Regions from separate parts of the Homo sapiens genome. Here region 2 is linked to region 1. The links are chromatin loops, found by intact Hi-C in ENCODE. Cell type or tissue: heart right ventricle. All regions are shown on one strand. Links, peaks and the distances in the headings refer to the core of each region. The heading gives the core; the rest is flanking DNA.

Region 1 (14,997 bases), core at 4,026-8,025:
AAAATGAAAATTCTGGGTCGGGTACAGTGGCTCATGCCCATAATCTCAGCACTTTGGGAGGCTGGGGCAGGAGGACTGCTTGAGCTCAGGAGTTCGAGACTAGCCTGGGCAACATAGCAAGACAATAAACAAACAAACAAATGAATAAGTGAATGAAAATGCTATTGCCTGTCTTGTAGGATTAGATCTCATGTATACATATTGACGTGCCTAGTGCACTGCCTGGCACTGATCAATACTGCAATTGCTCAATACTGCAATTGAGCAATACTGCTAGTTTAGCGAAAAGAGCACTGGGAGGGAGGGCACCTTGTTTGAGTGTTGCAAAATAAGACATTGATATTCTTGCATTAAAAAAAAAAAAGTTTAGGCTGGGTGCGGTGCCTCACACCTGTAATCCCAGCACTTTGGGAGGTCGAGGCGGGTGGATCACTTGAGGTCAGGAGTTTGAGACCAGCCTGACCAACGTAGTGAAACTCCGTCTCTACTGAAATACAAAAATTAGCCGAATGTGGTGGCGGGTGCCTGTAATCCCAGCTACTCGGGAGGCTGAGGCACGAGAATCGCTTGAACCCAGGAGGCGGAGGTTGCAGTGAGCCGAGATCACGCCATTGCACTCCAGCCTGGGTGACAGAGCAAGACTTTGTCTCAAAAAAACAAAACAAACAAACAAAACAAAATGAAAAAAACCCTAAGCGACTTAATGTGTAAATTATGGCAGGACTGCAAGGGACATAGGACTGTGGTGTGGGGAAGGAGGAAAAGCTGGGCCCAGTGATCTGAAGCGCCTGTGACTATAACCAGTCGTATACATTCGGAAGTGAGCTGAAGATTATGTAGCCAGTTCATTAGCAGGAAATCCTCACTATTGGAAAAACAATTTTAGCTGCAAGGGGAGCTTACTCAGCAGTGGAGTGTTATGTTCCAGGCAGGCTCAGCTGTGATGTCTTCTGGGCTCTCAGTAGGAGACCTGGGGGAGGAGAATGAGGCTGTGGGCCAGGGAGACGAGGCAGGCTGTGGGCTGGACTCTGATGGGGTGGCCCCCAGGAGTTGGGAAATGAGAGGCTGACACCCAGGCAGACCCAGGAAACAGCCGAGTCTCAGGAGACGGGTCCCAGCCACCCATGGGCGAGCACTGGAGGATAGGATAGGATAGGCAGGAGCTGAGACTCCCTCCAAGTAGGTTGGAATGAGCCTCACCTGGGAATCTGATCACTTAGGAGGATGATCAGGAAACCAAGGCAGCCTAATACAAATTAAATGAAATGCTAAAAATAGTACCATAAGAGGGAGTAAGTAGCTTGGCCAAGGTCCTACAGCTAGGAAGTGGCTGAGCTGAGATCTGAACCCAGGTCTGCCTGACTCCGAAGCCCACGCCCTCTCTGCAGCTGCTGCTTGCAGACACCCAGTATGTGGACTCGGAGGAGGTAAAGGGAAGCTGCAGTCTGAGGGCCCCCACGTGCGCCTGTGTCACCCAGGGTCCTTAGGAAGCTAGGCTTTAGGCCAAGCAAGCTGGGCTTAGAACCCACATGGTAGGGGAATTAGGTGGGGCTGGACAGAGGCTGGCTGGGACTGCACTGTGGGGAAGGAGTGGGGAGGCCAGGCAGGGCTGACTCGCCAGGCTGTGTTCTCACTCCCCTCAGCTCCAGCAGTTAGGGGCAGGGTGTGAGAAGGGACCTGAGAGGAAAATGGAGAGTCTCACGGTACGACGGCCCTTCCTATCAAACAGGTTTCAGTGTCCCGGGCGTGTTCTAGAGAGGCTTTTTTGTTGCTCACTAATGATGGGTAGATTATGGCTCACAGAAGGCTGCTGTTCTCCAAAAGCAGGGTCCATTAAGTTGCATTGGCAGCAGGCTGGCATTGGGGTAAAGCATGTGGAGAGGCTCTTCCTTGCCCCTCAAGTTTTCTGAGCAGAAGCACCAGCTGCCTTGAGCAGCCGTGTGATGCTGTGTCCACCTCCACAGTGAACTTGAGAACATCTTCAAAGAAAGGGCAGCGTGGCCCAGAACTGACGCTTTACTTCCGCCTTCTAGCTAGATGACTGTAGATTTCTCACTGGACTCTCTGGGCCTCAATTTCCTCATTCTCCATAGAGTGGAGAGTTGGCAATTACATAAAGTAATATCTTTGCAGAGCATCAAAATTTATAATAGCAGCAAACAAATGTGTTCAGAACGAGAATGAAAGAGAGTACTTATTCCAAGGTTTCTTCTGAAAGATTTCTTCAGATCCCTGAATTAATTATGGTAGAAAGAGCTTAGGGTTGGATATCAGAAGATTTAATGTATTATTTAGGTTGGTGCAAAAGTAATTGTGGTTTTCACATACTTTCCCTAATAGTTCTGGTTCTGCTACTAGCTGTGTGGCCTTGGGCAAGTCTCCTTGCCCCTTGGCCTCAGTTTCTTTGTTTATAAAGTGTGTACGTGTGCATGTGTGTGCATGTGCTCGCATGTGTGTACTCTATACATGTGTGTGCATGTGTGTGTGTGTCTGTGTGTGTGTGTAGTGATGATTCCTTCCTGGACCTCAAAGGGCTGGTCATGAAGATATGGGGAAGCTCAATATGGAGAAGGACTTTGGGAAGGAAAAGATGTCTGTATAGAGGGTTGCAGGCCAGTTCTCAGAGGGAACTTCCCAAGGGACCATAGATGATGGGCAGGAGCTTTACAGGCAAAGAAAGGGCAGGAGGTCGGTGGAGGTCCAGGGAAAGCCGGTGTAAAGGCATAGAGGTGAGAGAGGACAGGAGGGAAGGGCAGGAAGTGAGACTGCCAGGGTGCATTGGTGCTGGCTGCCAAGGAAGGGAGGACCATCCAGGCCACTCGAGGAGTGCATGCAGGGGGTCAGCCCCAAATCCTCAGGGGTAATCGATGCCACTGCCCCAGTAAACTCAGGATACTCATCAGTGATAAGCCGAACAGGGTGCTTTCTTTGCTGCTTAGATTTTCTTAACTGGAACTCTTCAAAAGCCAGGGAGTGCTGAAAATGTTTGCCTGCACAGTGGCAGGCACTACTTCTCACGGGCCCGTGGTTCCCGCGCTCACCACGGAGCTTGAGAGGTCTGTTCGGATACCTGTGCTCCAGTTCGAGGTATGCGCCATCTGAGTTTAGAGTCTGAGTCTCATCCCTGTCGGACAGCAGCTCTTATTCTTTCCAAGCTTGGGAGAGTTGTTGTATCAGAATTAATCATCTGTAGGAGATATCGGACAACCTGGCCTGGTTCCGATGAACAGTAGAGGGCTTGCGGGATATTATAAAGTCCTAAATTAGCTCTGTCTGGAGTCGTGCAAATAATACTCATTAGATGAAGTGAATTCCTCCTCTCCTTGTCCCCACTTTCCTTCAATGAGACCTGCTCCTCTCCCTGTAGTCCCTAAATCTGTTAATGGTAACATCACCCCTCCCAAAATTGCTGAAGTCCCAAACCGTGAGCTCACCCATGACCCTTTCCTCTCTCGCCTTTCACATCTGTCCAGTCACCAGGTGCCCTGATTCTACCTCTTCTCTCAGCTCCCTATTTCAACCGCATTGTCCCTGCCCCAGCTCAGGCCTTTGGACCTTTGATAGCCTCGGGTCCTTCCTACACCTGGTTTCATTCCTTCCAAACTATCTTCCTCCTGGGTGCCCTGGTGATGCGTGGATGCATGTCCCTCGCCAGTTGAAACTCCATCCTTCGCCTGCAGATCGAGTATAAATACAGGGTGTTTGGGGTCTGTTCTGCCCGTTCCAGCCTCTGGCTCCCAGGTGCCCTCTTCTTCCTCTCTATCCTGTCTCTGGATAATCTGGCCCATTGCGAGGGCCTTGGCCATCCTTGGGGGCCTGACGACCCCAGATCTCTCTCCCAAGCTCCAGACACATTTCCCAGGGACCACAAACCTCTCTAGGTGCGTGCCCTCCAGGGTCCTCTGTGCAGCTCATCATCTTCCCACTGCCTCCCCTCTGCCTTTCCTCATTCCCTTATATTCCCTGTGACTACCTAGACATAGGGGGATTATCCTTTATGTTCCTGTCTCTCTCTCCCAGTCATCCAGTTTTGTTGATTTTAGCTCCAAAATATTTCCCAAACCTCTGTCCTTCCCTCTGACTCCACTGCAGCCTCAGTTTGGACTTTTCCTGTCTGCCCCAGACCATCCAACCACTTGGGTAAATTTTCTATGTGACAGCCTGAGGCATCATCCCATAATACACATCTAATTAAGTTGCTTTCTTCTCAAAACCTTTCAGGGAGTCCCCATCATTTTAGGACATTGCTCAAACTCTAAACCAACATTCAAGGGCCTTCCCTATGAGACTCTTACTTCCTAGCTAGGCCTGATCTTCCTCCATCCCCTTCTCATACATCTCTCATTCATTCTGGCATGGGCTCTGGAATCTGCCTGCCTGGGTTCAAATCCTGCCTTTGTGACCTATTGGCTGTGTAATCTTTGACAAATTACTTGACATCTCTGGGCCTCCCTCTCCCTATCTGTAAAATAGGATTGTTGTGAGGATTAAGTGAGATAATACCTCCAAAGTGCTTAGAACAGTGCCTGACCCATAATAAGTGCTCAGTAAGCGTGTGCTAATGTTATTATTATTATTCGTGGTGGTGGTATTATCTGGCCCCTGCCAATCTCACTAGTGGGATTTCCATGTGCATACCCCCTCCACCTCTTATGTTCTCCAGCCGTCGGAACTATCTACAGTTTCCCAGAAGTGTCCTGCCCGCTCCTGCCTTCATAACCCCCCACCGAAGCAGCACATCATCTGCCCAGGTCCTTCCTTTCTGCCCCACTGCTCTGTCTCCCACTCTGCCCCAACAGGCCATTCTTGCCCTTTCCATCTGGCCCTAGGTGACCTCACTGCAGACTGCCTTCCATCTTAAGTGGACTCAGAAATTGCCCTGAACATTGAGGTAGGAATTTGCCCTGGGTACCAGGCTCATATCCCTGAGGCTGGCAGGGGCTGGCCCTGCCTCCTGTCTGGCATGCACCGTGTGACACTGATTTTGTCTACCAGAGGCTTGTTTTTGCCTGAGATCTGTAGCGTGTACCTGTGACATCAAAGGTCTGAGTTGCTAAGATTGGATGCAAATCCACCTGAGTGACAAAGGACTGCCCTAACTGGTTTTGACTTCCCCAGTATTGCAGACACAGTATTTCTTCAGAAATTGGCCTCTTACCTGCCCCTCATTGCTAATAATGTTTTGTGGCTTGATATTCTAGTTGCTGAATTTCTCCCTCCAAACATTTTAGCTTGCTTCCTCCAAATGCCCTGCTGATTTCCTCAAATGCATCATAAATCTCAGACCCAAATCTCCTCCTCTTATAGATCATCCCAATGTGCTGATCCCAACAGCACAGCAGGAACTCTCCGACGTGATGAATGCCACTTGTGTGTTTGTAACGCAGCCTTCGACTGTGGTGATATCAAGATAAATCATGGTTCAGCATTTGCTCGCTGGCGGAAGCCAGGGACCTTAGTCTGACCCCTTTATTTTATAGGTGACTACAACAAAGCCCAGAAAGTTAGGTGACTTTCTCGAGGTCACACAGTCAGAAACAATTGGGACTAAAATCCAGATTTTCTGTTTTTCACTATAGTACTATCTCTAACTTACCAAAAGCTATGACTTAAAAAAATTAAAAATTAATCTTAAAATTTTGGTAAAATATACATGACAAGATTTACCAGATTAACCATTTTTAAATGTACATTGTATGTATGTTAAGTGTACAGTGGCATTAAGTACATTCACATTTTTGTACAACTATCATCCATGTCCAGAACTTATTTTATCTTGCAAAACTGAAACTCTGTACCCAATAATCATTAATTCTCCATTCCCTCCCACCCCAGCCCTGGAAAACACCATTGTAATTTCTGTCTCTATGAATTTGACTGCTCTAGGTACCTCATATAAGTGCATTCTTACTTACAGTATTTGTCTTTTTGGGTCTAGTTTATTTCACTTAGCATAGTATCCTCAGGATGCATCCATTTTGTGCCATGTGTGAGAATTTCTTTCCTTCTTAAGGCTGAATAATATTTCATTTGTAGTGGTGTTTCTTTAAGACCATTTTAATGTCTTAGTAGAGTATCTTACTGCTCAGTAGTGTTGGAATTTTGAACGGGGTGACTTTCCCAGTAGCGGTTTCTAAATGTCCACTAGGGGGCAGTAAAAGCCACATAAAGTTTTCAGTAGGCCCGCGGAGTGCCAGGCAATTAGGCCACCACCTCCTCTGTGTATCTCTTTCAGCCATCCGTGTATACCGTTACAAGGTAATGGATTTCAGGTCCAACAGCAGGTTTGGATAAAACTAGAGATACCATCAGTTGTAGCATAAGCGCGAGTCTTCCTCACACTCCAGCTAACACCAGTGCAGAATACTTCATTCAATATGTTGGTTTCAGATGGTATTTTTATTTAATTCACTTAGTCTAGTGATTCTCAGACAGAGTGCTCATCAGAATCACCTGCGGTGATTTTTCCAGAATACACATGCCCAGGTCTCATCTCAGATCGATTAAATCAGAATTGCTGAGGCTGGGGCCCAGGAATATCGATGATATTTTCATTCTGGTCCATGACTTCTTTTTAAGAGCCAACGTGTTACTTTTTAACTTTAATAACTGCTGGGAAAGGGTCATTCTTGAATAAACCTCAGAGGAGAGTGAATATGAATTCTGAAAAATGTTTCTCTTTTTAGGGTAGTAGTGGCGGAAGGGTCTGGTGGCTATGGGAACCACGTTCTGAACAATTGTGAGGGTTTCCTGTAAATCACACCTGCGCTTTAACAAGCAAGGAACCCAGACAGAAGATTTGAAACTGGGGCAGTCTGGCCAACTCAGGATCTACAGATATAGTTCCTGGATGGCCATACTCAGGGCCAAAATCTTTAGGGTGAGGCCAGAGTACAGACCTCAGTGCTGTCTGATACATTAGGAGGATCTTTCCTACAGTAAGCGGAGGAACAAGAGATCTTCAGTTTTATCTTAGAGGCAAAAATGGCACCGCAAACTTGAGGTGGGGTCGGGAGACCTCAGTTCTCATCCTGACCATACTGCCAGCCAGTTGTGGGACCCAAGGGAAGTCACGTCACCTCTCTGAGCCTCCGTTTCCCCCTTGACTTTTGAGAGTACTGGGTGATGATGATCCCTGAGGATTCTTCTAGTTCTAAAAATTCAATGATTCTATGAGTATTAATAATCTTGATTTGTATGGCACTATTCTGGCAAAGAGCAGAAGTATTCAGGAATCCAATGAGTGACGGAGACTATTGACCAGGTAGTTTAATTTATTTAAGGCATATACATGGAATTCAAAGGAGAAAATATTGCTCTGGATAATATATTGAACTGTTAGTGTCTTCGGCATAGCAAAAGCTTTCCAGAGGGAAAAATTTCCCATCAGTGCAAACTTGACATTTTTCACTTCCTGGTCCATAACTGCCATTTGTCCAGCACACTTATATTTACTGTAAAGGGCCAAGTGTACGAATGCTTTGGTTGAATATTAAATAACTACATAAACGTCAAGGTCACAGTTGCAAGAAAGCCTCAGTGGAAGGCCCTGGGAGGCTTGCATTGATCTCTTGTGAAGTTCCATTCTCGGATCCTGCTGACAAGGGGAAACAATTGATGTGGACCATTATTAAGGCTTTAAGTGTTTCTCCATTGTTAAAGATCTTTTACAAGCCCAGAATAAGTGATAGTGCCCAAGGAATTGGCAAAAGCTTTATTTAGAAATATAGGCTGGTCAAAGAGATAAGCGCAAGGCACAAGCCAGAGTGCAGATGTCCTGGCTTGGGCTTACACAGCAAAGGTGGAGAGCTGAGAGGAGTCTGTCACTGGGGCACCCACCAACTCAGCCTGCCAGGCACTGCTGTCAGATTTCAGAGGGGAACTTTCACACCAGAAGCTGCAGAGAGCATGGATCCCTCTTTCAAATCCACCCTTACATTTCCTCCAGCTTCTCTCTGCTTGTGAAAACCTCCTCTCCTGCCATTTCAGTCCATCCGCTCTCCATAGCTGCAGGAAGCACCTCACCAGCATCAGGGGCAATGGGGCGAGGATGAATTATGCAGACCCACAGGTCCAGATCGACTATCTGGACTGGTCAAGTGCCTGGATAGTTAATTATGTGAGTGTTCTGCTGACCTGGAGCTGGGAGGAGAGCAAATACTGTGGACGACGGGATCTTGTTTCAAAAAGATCTCAACAGATGGAAGGATTGGTCAGGTCTACCAGATGAACTTTAGAAGGGATGTAAACATAAAACAAACATTTCCTGTGCACTAGCTCAGCTCTGTGTTTGGTGTTGCGCTTGGCCCTTTGTACGTTTTAGTTTATTTCATCCTTACAACGACACAGTGAGGGTAGGTGTCTATATCCCCATTTTTAAAGTGAGGAAACCAAGACATGGTAGGATAGAGGAAGGTCCAAGGGCTTCAGTCATCAATCTAGATTCCAATCCCAATTCTGCCCCCGCGTTAGCTGGCAAGTCACTTCATCTTCTAAAAAGAGTGACAGCCAGGCTTTGGATTGTCTTTTATTTCTCAGGTTCTAGGTCCTTAGCCTCTTGCATTTATGATTGCATTTAATCCTCAAAACAACCTTTCTCCTATTTCACAGATGGAAAGGGTGTAGATAACTTAAGTCACTTGTCCAAGGCTGCAGGGTAAGGAGCAGGGCCAGTGTCTGAGCCCAGGCCATCTGACTCCAACACCCATGCCCTCAGCAACTGCTGTACCCTCTCTGTTCCTGACATAAAAAGACACAACCATATTTTCTGTGAGGGTTAGATGAGCTAATTAGGTAAGTGCCTGATATAGTGCCTGGCATTTCACAGGCGCTCATAAATGATATTAGCTCACCATCATTATCATTCTCAGCACTATTATTAGTTATATGACCTGTTCAAAGTGGTAGCTAATAACTGGCGAAACAGGATTTGAACCCAGGTCTTGTGACTGCCAGTCCACTACACTCTCCACCTCGCTCTGGAGCACAAGACTGGGGACAGTCCTGATGTCACCATCTCAGTACCTTGTGCAGTGTCATCTCCATGGAAGATGCTCAGCCCCTGCTCAGATCGGCAGGGATCATCTTGTCACTCATTCACCACACATTTGCTAAGGCCTTGCTCTGTGTTAGGGATCCAGAGGGAAAACAATATAATGTCGGCCATCCTTTTTTCCCCCTCCAGGTTCAAATGGTGAAAGACGATGACCCCTCCTGGAAGCCCACTTTTATCGTGAAACCTGATGGTGGTTGTCAGGGTGATGGAATCTACCTCATTAAAGACCCCAGTGACATCCGCCTGGCAGGGACCCTCCAGAGCAGGCCAGCGGTGGTCCAGGAGTACATCTGCAAACCTCTCCTTATCGACAAGCTCAAGTTTGATATTCGTCTGTATGTCTTACTCAAGTCCTTAGACCCCTTAGAGATTTATATAGCCAAAGACGGACTCTCTAGGTTTTGTACCGAGCCATATCAGGAGCCCACCCCCAAAAACCTGCACCGCATCTTTATGCACTTAACCAACTATTCACTGAACATCCACAGCGGCAACTTCATCCACTCGGACAGTGCTAGCACTGGCAGCAAAAGGACTTTTTCCAGCATCCTTTGTAGACTGTCTTCCAAAGGCGTTGACATCAAGAAGGTCTGGTCTGACATCATCTCCGTGGTGATTAAGACGGTCATCGCGCTGACTCCAGAGCTCAAAGTCTTCTACCAGTCAGACATCCCCACGGGGAGGCCGGGCCCCACGTGCTTCCAGGTAACCATTGCCAGTTCCCAGCCTGCGTTTCCAGCCTTGACCGGCCTCAAGAGGGCTCTCTGGCTTCGTGTAGGATGAGTGATCGGGGTGGGATGGCCAGAGGAGGGGACAGTGTTGGTGGTGCTGTGGGCTTGGGTGTTAAACCTGGGCCCAACTTCCAAGCTTTCTGTTTGCTCCCTGTGTGATTTGGGGCAAGCTACTTCCCCTCTGTTACCTGTAAAATGAAATGAAGAATACCTATCTTAAAAGGTTCTTGTAAGAATTAAATGAGATAACACATGTAAAGCAGAGTTTTACATTCATTCGTTTACTCATTCATTCATTCACTTACTCATTCAACAACCTTTGCCACATGCTTAGTAGCGGTCAGACATTGTCCTGGGTTCTATTGAGACAGCAAGTCAGGGCCTTGCTTGCTGATGCATAGAGTCTGTTGTGAGAGACATATAATTTAAAAAGCAATGATTATGGAGGGTTTTAAATGCTAGAGTAGAATAAGAAACGTCTGAGGTGCTGAGATCGTGGGGCCACGTAACATTCTCTGGGCGGGAGTGGCGTGGTCAGGGAAGGCTTCCCAGAAGAAATAGCAGTTGAACTGAAACCTGGAGCGAGAGTTAGATGAAGCAGGAGAAACTGGGTAGGGGTAGGGGAGGCAAAGGGTTCCAGGTGGAAATGTGCTGAAGCCAGAGGGGTGAGTGGGAAGCAGGAGGCACTGGAAGAGGTTGAGTATGGTTGCTGGGTGGGGTTTAAGGCAGAGATGCGGGGGAGATGAGGGAAGGTGAGGTGGGAGAGAAAGGTAGGGGCTGTGTCGAGAGCCTGGGTATTGGTTCGGGGGGGTGGTCCCTGGAGAATTTTAAGCAGGGGAAAGATGCATTCCAATTTGTATGTTTCAAAGAACAGTGTCTACAGAGTAGAGAACACACTGAGACAAGGCTGGAAGTGGGGAGGTCCCTAGGAGACAGTTGCTTTCACATAAGCTGGAGAGGATGGTGGTATGGACTGGGAAGGTTGTGGTGAAGGTAGGGGGGATAGACAGATCTGGGTGCCAGGGAAGGAGCAAGAAGGGCTCAGCTTGGTGACTGGATGAGGCTGGAGAGAGAGGAGAGATGGTGGCAGTGAGGGCAGGGAGAACCTGAGGCTGATGTGCAGGTGGCTTGGGTACTTGCATGGATGGAGGCCCCGGAAGAGGACCAGGCTGTTGGGGGAAGGTTGGGAGTTGGACTTAAAGTGCCTATGTGACATCCAAGTGGAGAGATTAAGGGGACAATTGGCTATTTGGAGCTTGGAGTTCAGGAGACAGAGGCCTGGGTTGGGGACAGAGATGAGAACTCATCAGCAAATGGTGACCAAAGAGGGTGACGAGAAGACTGAGAAGACACCTGTGGGAATCACATTTCACTAAGGGAAAGGCAGGGGAGGGGGAGGGAGCCAGGAAAGGAGGCCAAGAAGCAGTGTCTTGAGATAGAATAAATATCAGGAGAGAAGGAGCCGGAATGGCAAGGATGAGGTGCCTGGGGAAGCAGACAGGGTCAGCGCTTCAAATGCTGCTGAGACGCCGGGCAAGACCAGCACTGAAACTGTCCTCTCCACTCGTAAGGAGTTGACTGGAGACTTCAGTGAGAATTGTCTTCAGCAGAGCGATGGAGCCAGGGCCAGAGTCTGGTGGACTCAGCCAGAGTGTGGGAGGGAAGGGAATGAGGCTGGAACATTCTTACAGGCCATTCAGCTGTGACAGTGCAGGGTGGGGAGACGTGGTGTCCAGACACTCCATAGGTACACACTTTCCTGCCCCCAGATCAATCAGTGTGGGTAGGAGGAGAGAAGAAGGGGTACCTCTGGGACCCTCTCCATCTAATCCTTAAAGTCATTTTGTAGCATTTGATATATATGAAAAAAGAATACATGGAACATACTTGTAAGCCATGAAGCCAAACAACAAAATGATTATCTCAAACCTTCCTCCCAACCCAAGATCTCCAACTAGTGTGTTTCTGCCCCAAACCATGTCCCTGCCCAGCCCTGGGGTAGACATTACCCTGAATTTTATGTTGATTATTTCCTTGCTTTTGAAAATACTTTTATTAGGCATGAATGTATCCCTAAACAATATATTGTTTTGTTTTGCTTGTTTTTGAGTTTTATAAAAATGCTATTATAAAGTATGGCGTCTTCTGCAACATTCTTTTCCACTACACATAAGGTTTCCAAGGTCCACCCATGCTGGTGGGGGTCGTGGGTACTGCCTCATTTGCACTGTTATAGATTCCATTGTGAATATGCACAATTTATTATCAGTTCTTCTGTCAAGGAACATTTGGGTTATTTCCAGTCTATGGCAAGCAGGTGACAGGTCTCTTGGGACAAGAAGTGAGAACGGAGGGAGTGGGGCAGTGTCTCTAGTGGATGGGGCATTCATTCAACAGCAGAAGAGGAGGCTGGTCCCAAAGTGCAGCCTCAAACCCAGAGAGGACACCCCAGGGGCTAGGCGCCAGCCAGCAGGATTTCCAGGCAGGCTGGCGGCACCTTTTGGAGGGCTATTCAGGCCATGATCAGTACCAGGAAGGGGTAATTGCCACCCAGAAATCTGTCCTGAGAAACTGGACCCCTGGCCTTTGGTTCCCAGGGAGGATGCACAGCTCAGCCATCAGGTAGGTGGCTTAAAACATTAGAAAGGAGAAAAGGGAAGAACTTAGAGGTAGGGCCAGAGAAAACAAGTCCTGACGTAAGCCATCAAAAAGCTAGGGTCAAGGAGATAAGTTGCAACGTGGACACGTCCAGGGGTCATCCCGGGGGACCATGTGGTCAGATCTGTTTGACAATGACAGCTATTCTAGGACTATCATGTGGGCCCGGCATGCAGAGCCAAGCCACAGAGCCCTGGCTTGGACCGAGTGGCAGGGTGGAGGGCCAGGCTGGTTGTTTTGCTGCATGTCTTGCTATGGACAGGCCACATGGGGCAGCCATCAGTGGGGCCCAAGCTGTGGGGAGCTGGTGGAGGGGGCAGACAGGGAGGGAGCCACTGGTTTGGACAGATCATGTCTGCAAGTGGAACCACAGTCTTGGGACTGTTTCCCACTGCTTGACCACACTAAATGCTTCCAGGCCTGGGCCAGAGGAGGAGCATGGGGGGAGACGCCAGGATCAAGGAAGCGCTTTTCCTCTTCCCAGCTGTGCGAACTTGGGCATGTTTCTTCACCACTCTGAGCCTCTGCTTCTTTCTCTGTAAATCACCTACGCTCACTTCCCTGCCTGCCTTTTATTGTGAAGTAATGTGGGTGACAACACTTTGACAGGGTATAAGGTGTTAGATATTTGGAATTTGTCTTACCATACATTTCAGATTCCCAGTCATTAAGGGAGAAAATGGTATCCTTGGGCCGGGCGCGGTGGCTCACGCCTGTAATCCCAGCACTTTGGGAGGCCGAGGCAGGCGGATCACGAGGTCAGGAGATCGAGTCCATCCTGGCTAACATGGTGAAACCCCATCTTTACTAAAAAAAATTACAAAAAATTAGCCGGGTGTTGAGGCAGGCACCTGTAGTCCCAGCTACTTGGGAGGCTGAGGCAGGAGAATGGTGTGAACCCGGGAGGCGGAGCTTGCAGTGAGCCGAGATCGCGCCACTGCACTCCAGCCTGGGTGACAGAGCGAGACTCAGTCTCAAAAAAAAAAAAAAAAAAAAAGAAAAGAAAATGGTATCCTTTTCTCCTTGGAGCCCTCTCTTACTTTATTCTTATCACTTGTAAGAACACTTTTGAGTTTGGGTCTCACATACCTGAGCTGACTTGGAACCTAGAGATTAAGGGACCCGGTTAGGTTCTGCCATTGACTTGCTGTGTATTCTTGTATAAGTCACTTAACTTCTCTGTGCCTCATCTTCCTTGCCTACCTCAAAGGGTTGTTGTCAAATTCCAATGAGATAAAGATTGTGAATGGCTTTTCAAGCTGTAATGTTCCGTGCAGATAGAACACATGACTTCTTTGCCACACAGCCCCTCTCGCTTGTTGCCTGGGCTTGACTCAGATTGCAGCATTCCAGAACATAAACTCTAGCCAAAGAAATTACATTTATCTTAAACATGTGACGGTGACCCCTTTCCAATCATAGCCACAATAACTACTTGGGAAATTGTGATGGCACAGAGCAGTTGCGGGCACTGCTCAGGCTGTGGGCAGGTTTCCTGTAATCTGCTGCTGAGGAACGTGGCTTCCCTGTCATTCCAGCCTGTCCCCTGTCATTGCCTAGGTAGCTCCCAGCAACATATCCTCATGTCAGCCTTCTTGAGGGTACCAGTGTGACTCTGACTTATACAGCAAGGCCTGTCTCAGTGTAGATGAATCATATGGCAGAAATAACACATGCAGAGGAAAGGCTTCCAGCTCAGCTTTCAAGAACGTTCTTTCCCAGTTCCATTGCTTGGTCTGTATCTTCTTCTAGCTCCCTGTATCTAATTATCTCCTTGGCCATGATCCTTTTGCTTAGATGCCTGAAGGAGATGCTCTTCCTAAATCCTAAGATGTTTCTCCTCTTTATTCTTTGTTTTTTTGACCTCCTCCTTACCCTTCAGCCAGTCACCCCAAGGGAAGAAGGCCAAGGAGCAATGCAGTGAGTGGTCAAGGGCTTGGATTTGGTTCTTAGACGGCCTGGGTTTGGGCTAACCCTGGCACCTCTAGCTGGTCTGCTTGGCAAGTTAACAATTCTTAGTCTCAGCTTCCTTATCTGCAGTTAGAGACCATATTTGTACCTCCCTCTCAGAATTATTGTAAGCACAAATAAGAGCAAACTAGGAAGAATATTTAGCACAGCACCTAACACATAGGAATCACTTAATAAATGACAGTTTTTATGTTTATTCCATTGTTTGTTATCTGTAACCACAACAGCTCTCAAATTTGTCTATGATGAAGTGCCTTAAAGTTGTAAGAAACCATGAAATATTCACATTTTAAACCTAACAGGAACACAAGTGTTCCAAGGAGTATAGTTTGAAAACCATCTCCTTAGCCTGGCATTTGTCACCCCTGACCCCAACCCCAGTCTAGCTTCCCTGTACCCTCCCTGAGCTCTGCAGTCTTGAAAAACAGATCCAATTGCTGTCTTGGACATAATTTGTGCTTTCCCATTGCTGCCCTTTGATTCTCTTCTGTCTCGGCTGACCTGGCATGCTCTCTCTCATTCTTGCTGTTTCTTGAACTTCAACGCCTTCTAAGGTGCTATTCAAGCCCCACCTCCTAGATA
Region 2 (14,997 bases), core at 7,928-11,927, 250 kb after region 1:
GGTAGCTGATAAGATGAGGGGGCTAAGGAAGGAAAAATGGTCATTTGGTCACTTCCTGAACCCAGCAGGACCAATTCAAGGCCCAAGAACCACCTCTCTGGGAAGCCAGCCCTGTCCTGTGCTTGCAGCAGTCCCTGGCCACTTCACAGCAGGGACTGCTTGCTCCATCAGTCACCCAAGGCAGGCTTCTCCCCTACCCTGGCTTCATCCCATGCTGGCATTGTTGGGCCACTTCCTTTTTCACCTCCAGCCTCTGCCTTGCCAGCCTAGGGAAGCAGCGCATTAGAGGCAGGGCAGAAGATGGGTACCAAAGACTGCCCAGGCTCCAAAGGGGCAGGGATAGGCTCAGCTTCCCTACCCGGGACGCTCAGGTGAAAGGAGGGAAGCAGGCACTGGTCTCTACCTCACTCCCATTCCACTCCCAGGAAGGGATGCCTGTAGGCACCCACCTCTAGTCAGCACAAGGTGAGCGCCCAGCTGGTCACTTGCACATCCCTTTTTTCATATTTCAACAGCACACAGCCCTGCCAGGAGTATTCATCTACCCATTTTACAGAAAGGTATGACAGGCTCAGGGAGGAGCAGTTACTTGAGCCGCCCAAGGCCCCCTGCTGGGATGGGAACCAGGTCAGTCCAGGAGCCATGCCCACAGCTACCCTATGTGGTGTGGTATCTGGGGGCTGATGCCCCTGTATTCAGGGCTTCTGCCGTCCCCCAGCCCTGGGTCAAGTCCCTCTCTGCTGCCCAAGGCTGGGGTGGAAGAGAAGGTGGCCCAATTGCATGGCCCACGGCATCCTCCCGACCCTGTGCCTAGCTCAGTCTCATGACAGCTTTCCCCTCTGACCTCTTGTGGTCCTTGGAGACTAGAGCTTTGGTCCCCTAGGCGAGGTGGCACCAAGGAGGGCAAAAGGCCTTCACATGGGGATTCCACCCCTGCAAATCACTTCCACGGCCCAGGTCTGAGCTACTTCTTACAACAACCCTGCCAGGATGTGGCACCTCTACTACCTACAGAAGCAGGTCTCAAACCAGGGCGTGGACTCCACACTGCCTGCCTCCCACCAGGGTGGAGCTGGCGTCCCCAGGCCGGGCTTACCTTGGGCCATGCGTCACATGAACCACCACACAAGTCACCTCACAGAATCTCCACGAGCCCAAGAGGCAGATGCTGACCTCACCCCGCTTTACAGGGGAGAAACTGAGGCCTGCCAGGGAGGGCAAGAGATGTGCCCCAGCATCCCATCTTTGATCTAGTGTTGCTGCGACACCCAAACCTCTTGGGTCCATTTCCTCATCTGAAAAAGGAGGAAGGTGGCTTGCTTCACCCAGAAAACACTGGCAGCCGGCACATGCTGAAAGTGCTGTGAAGACAGCGCCTTCACGGGGAGGTATTTCCCAGCCCTTTGAGTTGTGGGGGTGAAGGGATCCCCTCTTGAGACCACACGGGATTCAATGCCAGCCCCAGAACTTGGCACTCTGAGCCACTGGCTGGCATCTACCTCCCTGCTCCACCTGACCAGGCCCACTCTCGCAGCGGCCTGCCTGCTGGGCCCCTCCATCCCAGGAAGCAGGAGTCTCAGGCAGGGCCCCAGGCACATGCTGTCCTTCCCCTTCCTACCCAACCTTCAGCACCCAGCTTCAGTGCCCCTTCTTCCCTGAAGCCTTCCTGGGCTCCCTGGGCAGACAGCCATATCCAGGCTGTGCTGGGAAGGTCTGTCACAGAACTGGCTCCTTGTCAGGCAGGGGGCTCCTTGTGGGTAAAGTTGGGTCTGGCTGGCTCCAAGGTCCAGAGCCTTAGAGTTCCTGGACCAAAACCCCAACACACCAGCAGCCAAGGTCAGCTAAGCTCAGAGGGAACGGGAGGTCAGTGGGGATAGGGATAGCCCTCCCTCAGCCTGCAAACCCTGGTGACGTGGTTGTTCCCTTGGAGGAGGGACGAAGAAGGCCTGAGGGTGGGTCGTCAGGGCAGCTGCCTGTTCAAGGCCAAGTCCCAAGAGCAGCATTCCAATGTTCATTCCAGAGTCTCCGGGAAATGCCCCTGCCCTTGCTCTGTCCAAGTATGGGCCGCTTCCCCCATCCCTCTCAAGGTTAGGAGGCTCATCCTACCCTCTGTGGCTGCACACTGCTCCCCACGGCCCCAGCCGAGACCCTTCTAAACATGGCAGATCACTAGCCCCATGACAGCGCTCCAGGGACTAGAGACCCTTTACCTGTCCTCCATGGCATGGAATCCTTACTGCTCCCAGGAAGGAGGTGGCACCATGACATCCAGGTCACACACGGGACAGCCAAGGCCATGGCTAGGGTGACCTGCCCTGGACTCCGCTGCTACAGAGGAGCTTGGCCAGGGCATGGGAGGGCAGAGGGGAATGGGAGTTCCACTGGCCTTCTCCTGTCTAGACCAAAGCAGCACCCTCCACTGAACAAGCCACTCCGCCTGGCATGGCCTCACTCCTGTCCCTCCTCTCTCGCCTCATGGCCTGTAAGATAATCAAGTCCCAGATGCCTCAAGCTGGTGTCCGAGCCCTCCTGAAAGGCCCCTCGCACAAGTGACCTGGACTCTCCTCCCCAGCTACTTCCTGACAAAGCTGCAAACTCTTATCCTCCAGGGGTCCATGTCCAAGCAGTCTCCTGAGCCTGTCCATTCTGCCTCTCCCTCCACTTCTTTGCCAAACAAAGTCCTTCCTCAGTTTTCAAGGGCCAGCCCAATGTCACCACCACAAAGTGGTCCCTGGTCTCTCCAGACAGACAGCTCACACTACGCTACCTAAGCCCGGCTCAGGGCCACAATCTCCCACCTGTTCCACTTAATTCTCGTGACAATCCTGTCAGGACTAAAAAGGTGCACCCAGAAAGTTGAGGTGACCTGCCCAAGATCACATGCATAGCAAGTGGCCGAGTCAGATGTGAACCCAGTTCAGCGGAGTTCAAGACTAACTGCACCAGCCTTGGCTTGGCCTTTCCATCGTCCAGGGGTGGCCCACAGCAGCTGGGCAGCAGGGAAAGGTCCATAGCAGCCGGGCAGGGGGAAAGGTCCACAGCAGCCGGGCAGCAGGGAAAGGTCCACAGCAGCCGGGCAGGGGGAAAGGTCCACAGCAGCCGGGCAGCAGGGAAAGGTCCACAGCCAGCTAACCCACTAGCTGTGACCCACTCACTCCAGGTGGGGAAGGAAGGACCGGGGGATACAGGGATGGGGCAGCCCCTGCCCAGGGCCCAGGAAACGTGGGCACAAGGCACGGGGAGCTGCTATGAGAGACAGCGCCAGGGCCCAACAGCAGCTCATTGTGAGGGCTGGTGGCAGAACAATGGGGACACTGTCCTGGCTCCTGGGGCCTAGCCTTATCTGATAGCGTTCCAGCCAACCCACAAGCTGTTTTTCAACTCTGATCCTTTTTTCTCTTAAAAGGTCGGTGACACAAAAGCTCAGCAAACTCATTATTCCAAGGAGGGAAAGGACCCCAAACCGAAACTTACAGTAATTAAAAATCCCTACTTGACACAGCAAGGGTGTTCCCAACTATTGGGTGGGGGGAATTGAGAGTGGGATTGTTTGGTCGGAAAATAAGGGGCTCAGGGTCACCCTCCAAATCTCGAAAGCTCAGAGGGAGCTGCCCTGTGTGGCCCCAAAGGGCAAGGCTGGGACCAGGAGAGGCCACTTCCAGCTCAGTCACAGCTGTCCTTGAATGGGCCAGGCTCGTCTGGTTTTAGAGAGAGTGGGCTCCCTGTCTCTGAAAGTGTGCAAGCAGGAGCCGGGGGGCCCCTTTAAGACATGCTGCATGGCTAGGGCTGCCAGGGTAATGGGCTGGGCAGTACACAAAGGCAGGCAGTGCAGTGGGCCCTGGGATTAAACACACACACACACGCGCGCGCGCACACAAGTGAATGCTACAGAAATGCACCTGCAGCTGCGAGCGGGCAGGAGGACAGAGGGCCTAGTGTCAAGGGTGCCTGGCTGCAGAGCAAACCGAGTCTCTATTCCTTATGAAATATACAACCTTGGATACTTTAAGTCATTCGACTCTCTAGGACTCAGTTTCCCCATCCGTAGTGAGGATAACGACACACCTTCCTCATGGGTTGCTCTAAGGATCAAATGAGACCATGCAGGCGGGAGGCTCAGGAGGGCAGGGGTGTCAGTGACTCCCATCCATTGCTCATAACTGTTCATGCCTCTTTGGTCTGTTCCATTCGCCCACCTCATTGCCAGCCACGATGTCAGGAGCTGGAGACACAGCTATGAACAACACTGGTGAACGATGCACACGCTGCTATCAAGGCTGACATTTCTGGGATAGGTCACACTTTTGACAATTTGGAGTGACAAGATATGGACTTCCCAGGCTGTTTCCTGTTCCTGTCCCGTGACGACTCAAACGCTTTACGTTCTCCATGCCTCAGTTTTCCCCATCTGCAAAATGGGGATCAATCATATCTGCCCAAATGCTCTGGGATGCCTCAAATTTCTTTAAAAAGCCCTTCATTTCCTGAGGCGAAATGAAAGGAGAAGAAGGTGTGCCTAGCAGTGGGCAGTAGACCCCCGTGAGGAGGCCCCTTTAGCCCCTCTGCCTGGGACTCCCAAGCACAGCCATCTCCAGCCCCAGTCTCCAGCCCACCAGCCTGTGTGGTCCCAAGCCACTGTCCACTACCCCAACCAGGTCTGGAAGGAAGAGAAATCCTGGACAAGGTTTGTCTCCACAGAGTTGGTGCCCACCCAAAGGCTGGCAGGACCTGATGGTTCTGCAGTCAGGACTTCAGCAGACTCTCTAGGCCTCATCAGGTCAGAACATGCCAATCATGCTTCTGCCTGTCATAGCCAGGCAGGTCCAGAGGCTGTGCTAGAAGCGTCTGCCCACACTGGAAAAAAAGAGAGTCTGGACATGGTCACAATGAATGCACTGACCTGCTGGGAATCAAACGGCAGGACATAAACAGGGCAGCGCCCTGCCTAGTATGTCCAGCAGAGCTCTCTCCCCAAGCCCAGCCTTGCCCCGCTGGCCTGGGAACCGGCTGCTCAGAAGGCCAGTGCTCACTCCTGGCCCAGCTGGGATCCCAGGGGAGAGGAGAGGAATGCAGCCGCCTGGTGGCTCCCAGGGCCCTGGGGAGACAGAGCCTGTCCTAAAAAGGCAGAAAGGTTGGCTGCCCTGCCTGGGAAGTCTTCCAGGGATGACAGGGCCCAGAGGCGTGGTCCCTCTCAACCCAGGGTTCCCTCAGGCCAAGGTAAGGGGTAGGTCCTAGCAGTCACCAAGACCCAGTTGTGACGCCCCCATACACACAGAACGCCCTGGGCTGTGAGACAGGGAGACACGTGGCCTTCTGCCCTCACCCCTGGGAGCCTGTGCTTCCCCCCACATCACAGGGCTGAGCTGGCAGAGGAGGGTCCACACCCTGCAACCAAAACAGGAGGATGGGACAGCTCATGCTTGCTGTGAGGCCTGGTGTCCCGTGGTGCCCAATATAGGCTGACTAAATGAATGACACTGTGGCAGCCTGGACCTAACAGCCACTTACTAAGCACCTACCATGTGCCAGTTGCAGGTGTTCTCACCAAAGTACAAACATCATCTCATGGCCTTCTCCCAACAACTCTGCACAAAAGGCAGCACTGCCCCAGAAGAAAGGGAGAGTGGGTATTCAAGCTCAGGTCCCACAAGCCCTGGCTCATGGGGCAATACATGAGCCAGTTAATCCAAAAGGCTCAATGGAAGCTTTAGGACGTTCTCTAAAGAGGAAACTGAGGCTTAGAGACAGGGAGTGGCTTGGCTAGGTCACATGGTCCAGAAGTGAAAGCTGGGGTTCTAACGGCCTGGTCACCCTCTGTGGGACACTCTTGGCACCTACCTCACAGTGAGTCAGGCCTGGAGGCCAGGCATCCAATCAGCCCAGCACCCCAGCAACGGCCCGTTCCTCTCCCTGAAGGAGTCTTTGGTCTCTATCCCAGCTGTATCTAAGGTCTATCACAGACCCTGAACGAGTTTCCTCCCCCTTCTAGGTGCCATTTCCTCACACGCTGAGCTACTTCAGAGAAAGCCACAAAAACCCTACGTCAACTCCCTAGAACATAAGGGACCATAAACTATCATAACTGCTACCAACACCACTACCATCACCTGTAATAATGTAATAGCAACATCTCACTGCTGCCTGGGGTGACTTGGGCCAAAGCTCCGGAGAGACCAGGGATTCGAGAGGGCGCTGGTACTGGCTCCTGAATGAGAGGCAGCCTTCAACATCCTCTCCCCGTATAAACTGTGCAAGCCTAATGGAGTTTTCAAAAAACATTCAGGAACACATTTACCTTTCCACATCTTATTTCTTTCTTTCTTTTTTTTTTTTTTGCGGGGGAGGAGGGGTGCAGAGAGAGAGAGAAGAAACAAAAAACTTTCCATCTAATCCCCCAAGTCATCCTGCAGCCTGAATAATTTCGGGTTTTTAATCAATAGCTGTCAGACTTGTCAAATTACTTTGGGGACCGCAAAGCAGTTTTTAAACATTCATAAACCTCAGCAGAACAGCGAAGTGCCCTGAATTTTAAAAGAAGAGCATCTAGGCCGGGCGCGGTGGCTCACGCCTGTAATCCCAGCACTTTGGGAGGCCGAGGCAGGTGGATCATGAGGTCAGGAGATCGAGACCATCCTGGCTAACACGGTGAAACCCCATCTCTACCAAAAATACAAAAAATTAGCTGGGCGTGATGGCGGGCGCCTGTAGTCCCAGCTACTCGGGAGGCTGAGGCAGGAGAATGGTGTGAACCTGAGAGGTGGAGCTTGCAGTGAGCCAAGATAGTGCCACTGCACTCCAGCCTGGGCGACAGAGCGAGACTCTGTCTCAGGGGAAAAAAAAAAAAAAAAAGCATCTAAGGAACACTCATTGACGAGGGTGAGTGGTGGGCAAATCAGAAGTGAGCTGTGGGCTAGCTGCCCCTGCCCCTCTTGCTTCTGAGCAGGGACAACCCTGCAGCCCTCCCTGGCCTGTAGGAAAAACTATCAGGCTTAGCCTGGCTGCTCAGAAAGTTTAGGGAGAGTGACAGTCCCCCTACCCCCAGCCCCAGGAAAAGAGCCCAACCTCCCTGCACAGCACCTGGGGCTCCAACCCCAGCCACAACTGCAGCAACTCTGAAGCTCCCAAGCTCTAGAGCCCACCACAAACATGCTAGCCCACTGCCCTCCCCCATCTCTCCACTCAGCACCACTCCTGAGAATGTTTCAAGGCCCTGACCCATGCGTTCCCTCTCCTTGAGCTCAGTCTGTGCCTGGCTCCTCCTCACATGTGAACACACCCATGCATCATGGCCTGAGTGGGACTGGTTTCTAACTGGTCCCTGCACCCCACCCGGGACCATAAATACCTCCAACAGCCACCTCAGGGCCCTGGGGATGCGAGACCCAAGTGGGAAATGATAATGAAACAAAAGAATAAATTAGCTGAAAAGCGAGTATTTCCATTCTCCAGGAAGTGCTTCCCCTCTGGCTTATCTAATTCCTCCCAGCTCTCCACATCCAGGAAGCCCTCCTTAGCTCATGCTGGGCCCCCCCTAGAATGCGGGGGCAGAGGCAGCATCTTCTTCCATCTCATCTCCTCCACCCAAGACCTGGGCGCCATGCCACGTTACTTCCTGGGACCAGGTGGGCCATTCATGTTGGGGTGATCTAGGGATGGCCTCCTTCCCTCATCCTTGAGGGCCAGGTTTCCTGCCTCAACCAAGGACCAGCCATTTGTCCGCAGAGCCCCAGCTCCTGGCACTATGCTGGTTGAAGGTGGTAAGCAGGCATGGTTCCTTAAAAACACACACACAAAACTCTGTGACTTTGGTCAAATTAATTAACCTGTGTGCCTCAGTTTTCTCATCTGGAAAACAGGGACACCACCACCTTTGGCTGTAGGGCTCAACTGACCTGCAGCGAGCTCTCCATACACAGCCTCAGTAACCAGCCCTGGCTGCCCCCATTACCATCCAGGCTGGGCTGAGACTGCCTTCCCGGGGCATTCTGTCCCTTCCCGCACGCCCTTCCTGCCAGCACTTCTCTGGATGCTCCTGGCTTCTTCCTGGGCCCAGGACATTTCCAAGATCTGTCTCTCACTCTGCCCAGCAGATCCTTCCTGACTCTCCCCCCACAGCTGAGCTCTCAAAAAGCCCCTCTGCCAACTGACCCCAGACCACCTCACCTGCTCTACCCCCTTACCTCAAGAGCAGGCTCCAGAGTACAGGCCGTTTTAAGCAGGAATCTGAAAGACCCCCATTTAAGAAGAGATGGACAAATCTACGAACAAATGCTGGCACCCTAGACTCCAGCCCCAGTGGTCACTCCAGCTCAGCTATCTCTTCAATTCCAGCCACCATTTGGGACAGAGGCTCCCTCCTTGTTGGCAGCTTGAGCTCAGAGAGACAGAAGAGGTGAAGATGTGAAGGGAAGGAGCACTGGGCCAAAGGAGTGTGGACCTCGGATGGGCCTCTCCTGCACCTCAGCATCCTACCCCGTCAAGTGGGTTGCCCTTGCCTCCTGGCACAATTTGCTGAAGATGTATCATGCTAAGGCACCCCACCCCCCACCCCCGCCCCGCCCCAATCCTGGGCAGAGTTGATCCAGCCACCAGCACAGCCACTGAGCGCCTCCACTATGTCTGCAGGAGCATGTGGGGCTATGGGCCTAGGGATGTCAGCTGCCCATTCCTCCCAAAGCCTGAGGTCTGGAAGTCTGCGTGGGGCACCAGAGCAGCTGCTTCTCAGGCTGTAACTAGCAGGAGACAACCAGGAGTGTTCAGCAGCAGCAAGACAGCAGGAAAGTGGCTCTCAGTAAGCCACAGGGTTCCAGGCCACTGGCACGGGCAGAAACTCAGACACCATGTCAAAGAAAACCAGGAGTGTGGCTGCTGAGTTCCTCCTGCTGCCAGTGACCATGCACCAAAGCCACCTGTGGCTCTCAAGTACCTGCTCACCCACCACACCACAGTGAGCCCACATACCTGGGAAGGGCACGTAGGGCTGTCTCTGCACCTCTGACCCTCACACAGCTAACTGCAGCAAAGAATGAGGCTCTGACACCTCCAGGGGCTTCCCAAGGCCAGTGTGTCAGACTTCACCGTCTGCCCTTTTCCCCCACATTCCACACTGGCTGACTCCAGGCTAAGCTAGCCCTGTCATCTGCCACCTGGCCCACAGGATTCCAACTGAGAAAGCAACATACTTAAAATCCAGCTTCCCAAGCTACGTTTCCAGGTCCCAACCCAGCCATGCCAGCCCTGCTTGGCCCTATCTGGCTCATCATGCTAAACTGCACGCCTCTGCTCAAGGGGTTGCACTCCAGCAGCCTATCCGTCTACGCCTGGCTCAAAGGCCACCACCTCCACAAAGCCTCCCCCAGAACTGACAACTCCCTCCAGGGTTTGCGCCTATGCACACGCCCTCTGCTCTGAAGCAGAGGCTCAGAGAGGTCAAACAGCTTGCCTGAGGTCACGATTCACAGGCACAAGGGTGGAACAGGACACCTGGCACTTCGGCTCTAACTTCAAACTCTCTTCACTGCCCGTCAATGCCTCAGGTTTTCACCAAACCTACAAAAATCCTATGACCAAATGCACCAACTTTTAAGTAACTACAGGAAGCCTGGGTCACCAGAAATGTACTGAGCCCTGCCTTTGTCACCTCCTGGGTGGCTGTCTGTAAAACAGTGAGGACACCTACTGGCAGGCAGTCTCATCCGCCCCCAGCCGTGGCAATGAAGGCGGTTAGGACCAACCTGCACTGAGACTTGGCTGTAACAAGCCCAATCCTTCCTCTGACTTTTTTTCAGAAATGGGTACTTGCCCAGTAAAGACGCTACCACACCAAAGTGATCTGGCTTCTGACAACTGTTTCAAATATTCAAGCAGAGCCAAAACACGCTCCTGGCCCAGACACAGTCTTCCCAGTCTCCCACCCGCCTCCACCCCACCCAGTGGGCCTGGGCCCCATGGACTAGGGAGTGGAAGCAGGAAGGGAGAAGAAAAAACAAAGTTCTGCTGAGGAGCTGGGGCAGAGATACCATGGCCCCCAAACCCCAGTGCAGCCCCACCCAGCCAGCCAAAGGTTCGGCCACTCAGAGCAAAGGCCAAGCTCCTCAGCTCAGAAAACTTGTCAGCAGTCCCTGGCATTTCCCAGTTCTCAACGGAGCACACCACAGGGGACACCGCGCCTGGGGGACAGAGCAACTCACACTGGGCTTCCTCTTATTTTAAAAACTAAAAACAGCAACAGTGCTCTTCTTGGTGTCCCGCTTTTTCACAGGTCCCTCCTAACCGTTTCTACATTCTGGGCCGGCAGTGGATGTCTGCGTAGAGGGGCAGGGTGCTCCGGAGTCCCTCCTGGGACCAGCTCCTGTGACAGTCACTCACTGAGGGTGTCTGCTGCCGCCCAGCTCATTCAGGTCTCCCTGGGCTCTGGGGCTGCCTCCCTCCTGGCTTTCCCAGCCTCTCTTATTCTAAGCTCCGCTCAGGCCACTCACCATCCCTCAGCATAGCCACCAGGCTCGGGAAGCCGAGTGGCCGGGCGAGCCTTCCTGCTGTCCGCTGCTCCTGGCTGGCCCCGGCCAGCCTAGCCCCGCCCTGATCCCAGACATGCCACTCCAGCCCTGTCCGCTGGGACTAATCATGGCTAGTTCAACAAAGGCTATGTTCCAACTCTCTGTAATGTGCTTTTAAAGGGCCAGTGTCCTACTTGGGCCTGCTGGGGTCTTAAAGGTACAGGTCCCTTTTTCCTATACAGGAAACAGGAAAGAAAAAAAAAACAAAAAACGAAACTCCAAAATTCATGATCAGGTTAGAGGCCCTCGGCTTCTGAGGAAGATTTTAGACACAATGAACAATAGTAAAAATTCAAAGTCCACGAAGGTCCCAAAGAGCTCAAAAACAAAACAAGGAAGCTAAATCTCAGGAATAAGAGATGAGATAGCAGCCCTCTTTGGGCACTATGTGCTGGGCACAGCACTGGGTACTTTGTGGCCCAGTCTCATTTGTTCCTCACCACTCCACAGACAGGCATTACCATTGCCCCATCTTTCAGATGAGGAAGCTGAGGGTGCAAGGGCTCCCCAGCTCGCCAGGACTTCATGCAAGTCAGCTGCAAAGCTGGGCCACACCCCGTGAGGTCCATCCCAGCCAGAGTATTCCTCCCACCTGCTCCCTCCACGAGGCCCTGACTGCTCCATCCCACCTGGACCACAGGCCCCAACTGCTCCACATCCTCCAGTGTCTCTTCTTCATGATGAAGAAAGAAGGGGGCAAGATGAGGAGTCTCACCTGTCACAGGTGCCCCACCACCAGGCTTTCAGTTTGAGCCTCAGAACCCTGTGGGGTCGGGTCTATCTTTTCCTTCATCTTCCAGATGAGAAGACTGGAAATCATGGCTTCTGACACAACACGAAAGAAGAGGAACACTAGGGGAAGGTGAAAGCAGAGAAAAGCGGGCAGTCAGAGGGAGGATGCGGGGAAGAAAAGGCAGGTGCAGGGAACCAAGGCAGATGGGGGCAACCGTCCTTCCAAGCCCAGGACTCAGGCAAGCTGGCCGAGGCCCTTCCACTGTCCACAAGAGTGGAGCTTCTCCTGGGGCAAGGGTGGGCAGGGCCTGCCTAGTTACTGGAATAGGAGTGGGATGGGGAGAGGAAGGGAAGAGAGACTGGACTGTCTGCGTCTCAGCACCTGGTCTACGGCACCCTCAGAGAAGCGTGGGCCATTCTGGCACCTGGAGTGGCTGGGCCCACAGTAGGTGCTGTGTGGCTATCTTCTTTTTTTGAGATGGAGTTTCACACTTGTTGCCCAGGCTGGAGTGCAACGGCGCAATCTCAGCTCACTACAACCTCTGCCTCCCGGGTTCAAGTGATTGTCTTGCCTCAGCCTCCCGAGTAGCTAGGATTACAGGCATGGGCCACCACACCTGGCTAATTTTGTATTTTTTTAGTAGAGACGGGGTTTCACCATGTTGGTCAGGCTGGTTTCAAATTCCTGACCTCAGGTGATCCACCCACCTTGGCCTCCCAAAGTGCTGGGATTATAGGCATGAGCCACCGTGCCCTGCCCAGTGTGGCTATCTTTGGTCAGAAAAGCCAAGGCCAGGAGGCGTCTTCAGGTCCAACTCCACAGGGGCTGAGTCATTCAAGGATTTAGCACCCTCACTCTGTTTCTGTGATGCCTGGAAGCCAAATAAGTTTCAGAATGTGTAGCCTGATGGTAAAGAAAATGAGCTCTGAAGCCAGGCTATGTTCAAACCCGGACTCTGCCACTTGTAACCTGTGTGGTCTTGGACAGGTTAAGTCACCTCCCTAGGCCTCTCTGTTTCCTCCTCAAAAATGGACATAATATTATTTACCTCATAGGATTGCCGAGAGGATACAGAACAAAGCCTTGCTGAGAGTGAGCGCGTAACAAAAGCCTGCTTTCAGCTGGGGTGAAGGAAGCTGCCCCAGGATAGCTGGAGGCACAAACAGGAAACTAGCCTCTTGGGTAGTGACTGTGGCCAAGTCATTTCTTTCTCTCAGCCTGTTTCTTTCTATAAAAGGACCCTCAGTGATTTCCAGGCAGGATCACCCCTCTGCCACCTTCCAGATGCCTGCTCCGTCCCATAAGGAGACAAGGACAGAAGGTGAGAAACACTGAGAAAGGCTGGGCTGTGGCCCAAATCCTTTGAGGCCTGAAAACAACCTGTCTCGGCTACCCAAGCCCAGACTAAGCAAGTCTGCTGGGTGAGTAGGAGGGGCAGAGCAGGAGGGAAGCGAGAGCCTAAAGCCACACAGGCTGTCAGGAGGCAGCATAAGTGGCTTTGCCTCTCCGGGAGGGGCCCTGCCTCCAGACCTCTCTGGGTTTGTCTTCCATGCTCACGTGTGGTCATGGCATGTGATCCGGCTGAGCTCACCTTACCTATGGGGAGTTCTGCATCAGCCATAGGGCCACCCTACACGCCTGTTGCAGAAACAGCCTCCCCAAAAGCTACAGGCTTTGCCGCAAGCATCCCCAAGGTTTGACAAGGTTCAAGGCTTGCCTCATCCTATCTTCCTGGAGCCGAATGCATCTGGTGCGCATGTGGGGAGAGGAGGGGGTGTCGAGCATCAGAGGAAACAGGTGGGTGGGAGGCAGAAGGAATGCCTTGGAGCCCTGGCAGAACATCTGGCCACTATTCTTGAGAGGTAGTAGGAGACCTGGGTGCCTTAACCTCCACCCTTACTACCTCACCCCCAGGATTAGTCAGTAAGAAGAGGCCCAATTTGGGGGTTTTGCAGGCCCAGGCTCCAATTCTGGTCGTGTCATTTAGCAACTGTGGAACCCTGGACAAATCCTTTTACTTTCCTGAGTCTCAGTTTCCTCATGTATAAAATGAGGTAATACACTATCCCCTGCAGATAACAGATGTAAAAACACTGGTTAACCAGGAAAAGCATTTAACAAAGCAACTGGGAACCCCAAACTCAAATATCTGAGTGCCATTCATTCAACAGACACTGAAACCCACCAGGCGTCTAGCAGACATTATGTTATCTCCAGCTGTGTATGCCAACCCTGCACCCTCAAGCCGATGCATTCTGAACCCTCCCCAGAGCCAGCAAAAAGTCTTGGGGCAGGGTTGTTGGGGGTGAGGGTTAGAGCTCCTGGCCACCAAAATATTGTGTAAAACATCTCAAACTTCTCCAGAAGCCAAACACATAAAGGAGCCTTCCAGAGAAATACCCTTGGTGTAAAGGAAGTCTAGCTCTGCTCTGGGAAAGACACTTGAGGTAAGCCAGGCTCCAGGATACTCTTATTTAGGGGCCGTGGACCCAGAGAGACTGGTGTAAGGAAAGGGGCTGACGGGGGGAACACAGGGTCAACAGACTCAGCATTCAGTCCAAAAACGTGACAGGGCACAGTGAGCAAGCCTTCCAGAGAGTGGGTGGAGAGGGCTCAGAGAGCTGGGAAAGATCACTGTGGGGGGCCTATCGGCGCTCCTGAATCAGAATCTCCAGGCTGAGATCCACTGGGTCAGCTGCTGCTGGTAAACCTACGCTGTGGACAGAGAACATTCAGGCCCCTCCCTGGCCCTCCCCTCCTCAACATCCTGGGCCAGCTGGGTCCTCACGCACTTCTTTGCTCACTGCTGTCCCCGCCACCTTCTCACCTCCTTTTCCTACTCAACACACCTGTCTGTTCCGACCCCACTGGGTCTCCTTGAGGACACCAAAGGCCTTCATGTTGCCAAAGTCAACCAGTTTCTGTGCCTTACTACCCCGTGAACCCAGGCCACCCTGCTCCAGCTTTCCTCTGTTCTCACAGGCTGCTAGCACCTCACCTCCTTTCCTCCCAGTGCTGGAGCTCCTCAGGGCTGTTTCGGAGACACTTCCTTAGCACAACACTTTCCTTTGGTGATTCTTTCCACTCCCATAGCTCTAAATACCTCCAGCATGCTCACGACTCCTAAGTGCATCCCCAGCCCTATCCTCCTCTGAGCTCCGGACCCATGTGTCTCCATGCTTGCCTGACAGCGCCTCTGGGACACCTCTCGGAGCTTCACGTCTGAAATGTCCAGCGTGGAGCCTCAGTAGCAAAGCCAGGAGCCCTTCCTTTCCCTGGCCTTTGGAATCCAATCCAACACAAATCCTGCTGCTACCCCCTCTGAAATCCCTCATACCTGTTTACTCCTCTCCATCTTCCCCAGGCAGCCTGCTGTCCGGGCAGCCTCCCCAACCACTGGGCTTCCCCTTACCCCTACCAGGGGAGTCAGAGGGACCCTTCAGAAATGCAAATCAGATTACTGAACTCCTCACCTTAAAAGCCTTCAATTACTCCCCACTGCACTGAATAAATCTGAACTGCTACCCAGGTGAAAGACATTGGCAGTCATGACCTACCTACTCTCTGACCTCATCCAGCAACACCCAACGCCCCCCACCACACACACCAAAGTCTCTGTTTCCTGCTCAAGGACTTTGTACTTGCTGCTCCCTAGGCTAGGAGTTCTTGCTCCAGCACACTCTAACAGCAAACTGGCAGGCTTCTGGC

Evidence for each region. Peaks named below come from ENCODE experiments on the same cell type or tissue, not always from the same donor. Only the 100,000 strongest peaks of a DNase experiment are listed, where the experiment ranks them.
Region 2: a loop joins it to region 1, with 8 times the contacts of the local background. A loop is called at or near these places in 61 of 110 quality-filtered maps.

Annotation. Positions count from the first base shown.
Region 1 is chr9:121,983,958-121,998,954 of GRCh38, reverse strand. It overlaps TTLL11 (tubulin tyrosine ligase like 11), which reads left to right. Exons shown (of 9, transcript NM_001139442.2): 4 at 9,185-9,760. Among named protein-coding and RNA genes, the nearest start is that of TTLL11, 100 kb to the left of the region's middle. RefSeq lists an enhancer at 12,718-13,219. In heart right ventricle, for the core only: a CTCF peak has its summit at 6,141 (motif pointing right); a DNase peak (open chromatin) is centred at 6,184; H3K27ac peaks cover 705 bases.
Region 2 is chr9:121,739,196-121,754,192 of GRCh38, reverse strand. All of the region lies in intron 3 of DAB2IP (DAB2 interacting protein), which reads right to left. Among named protein-coding and RNA genes, the nearest start is that of DAB2IP, 95 kb to the right of the region's middle. RefSeq lists enhancers at 1,259-1,759, 5,158-5,681, 10,832-11,531. In heart right ventricle, for the core only: a CTCF peak has its summit at 9,673; DNase peaks (open chromatin) are centred at 9,692, 10,114 and 10,542; H3K4me3 peaks cover 2,336 bases; H3K27ac peaks cover 4,000 bases.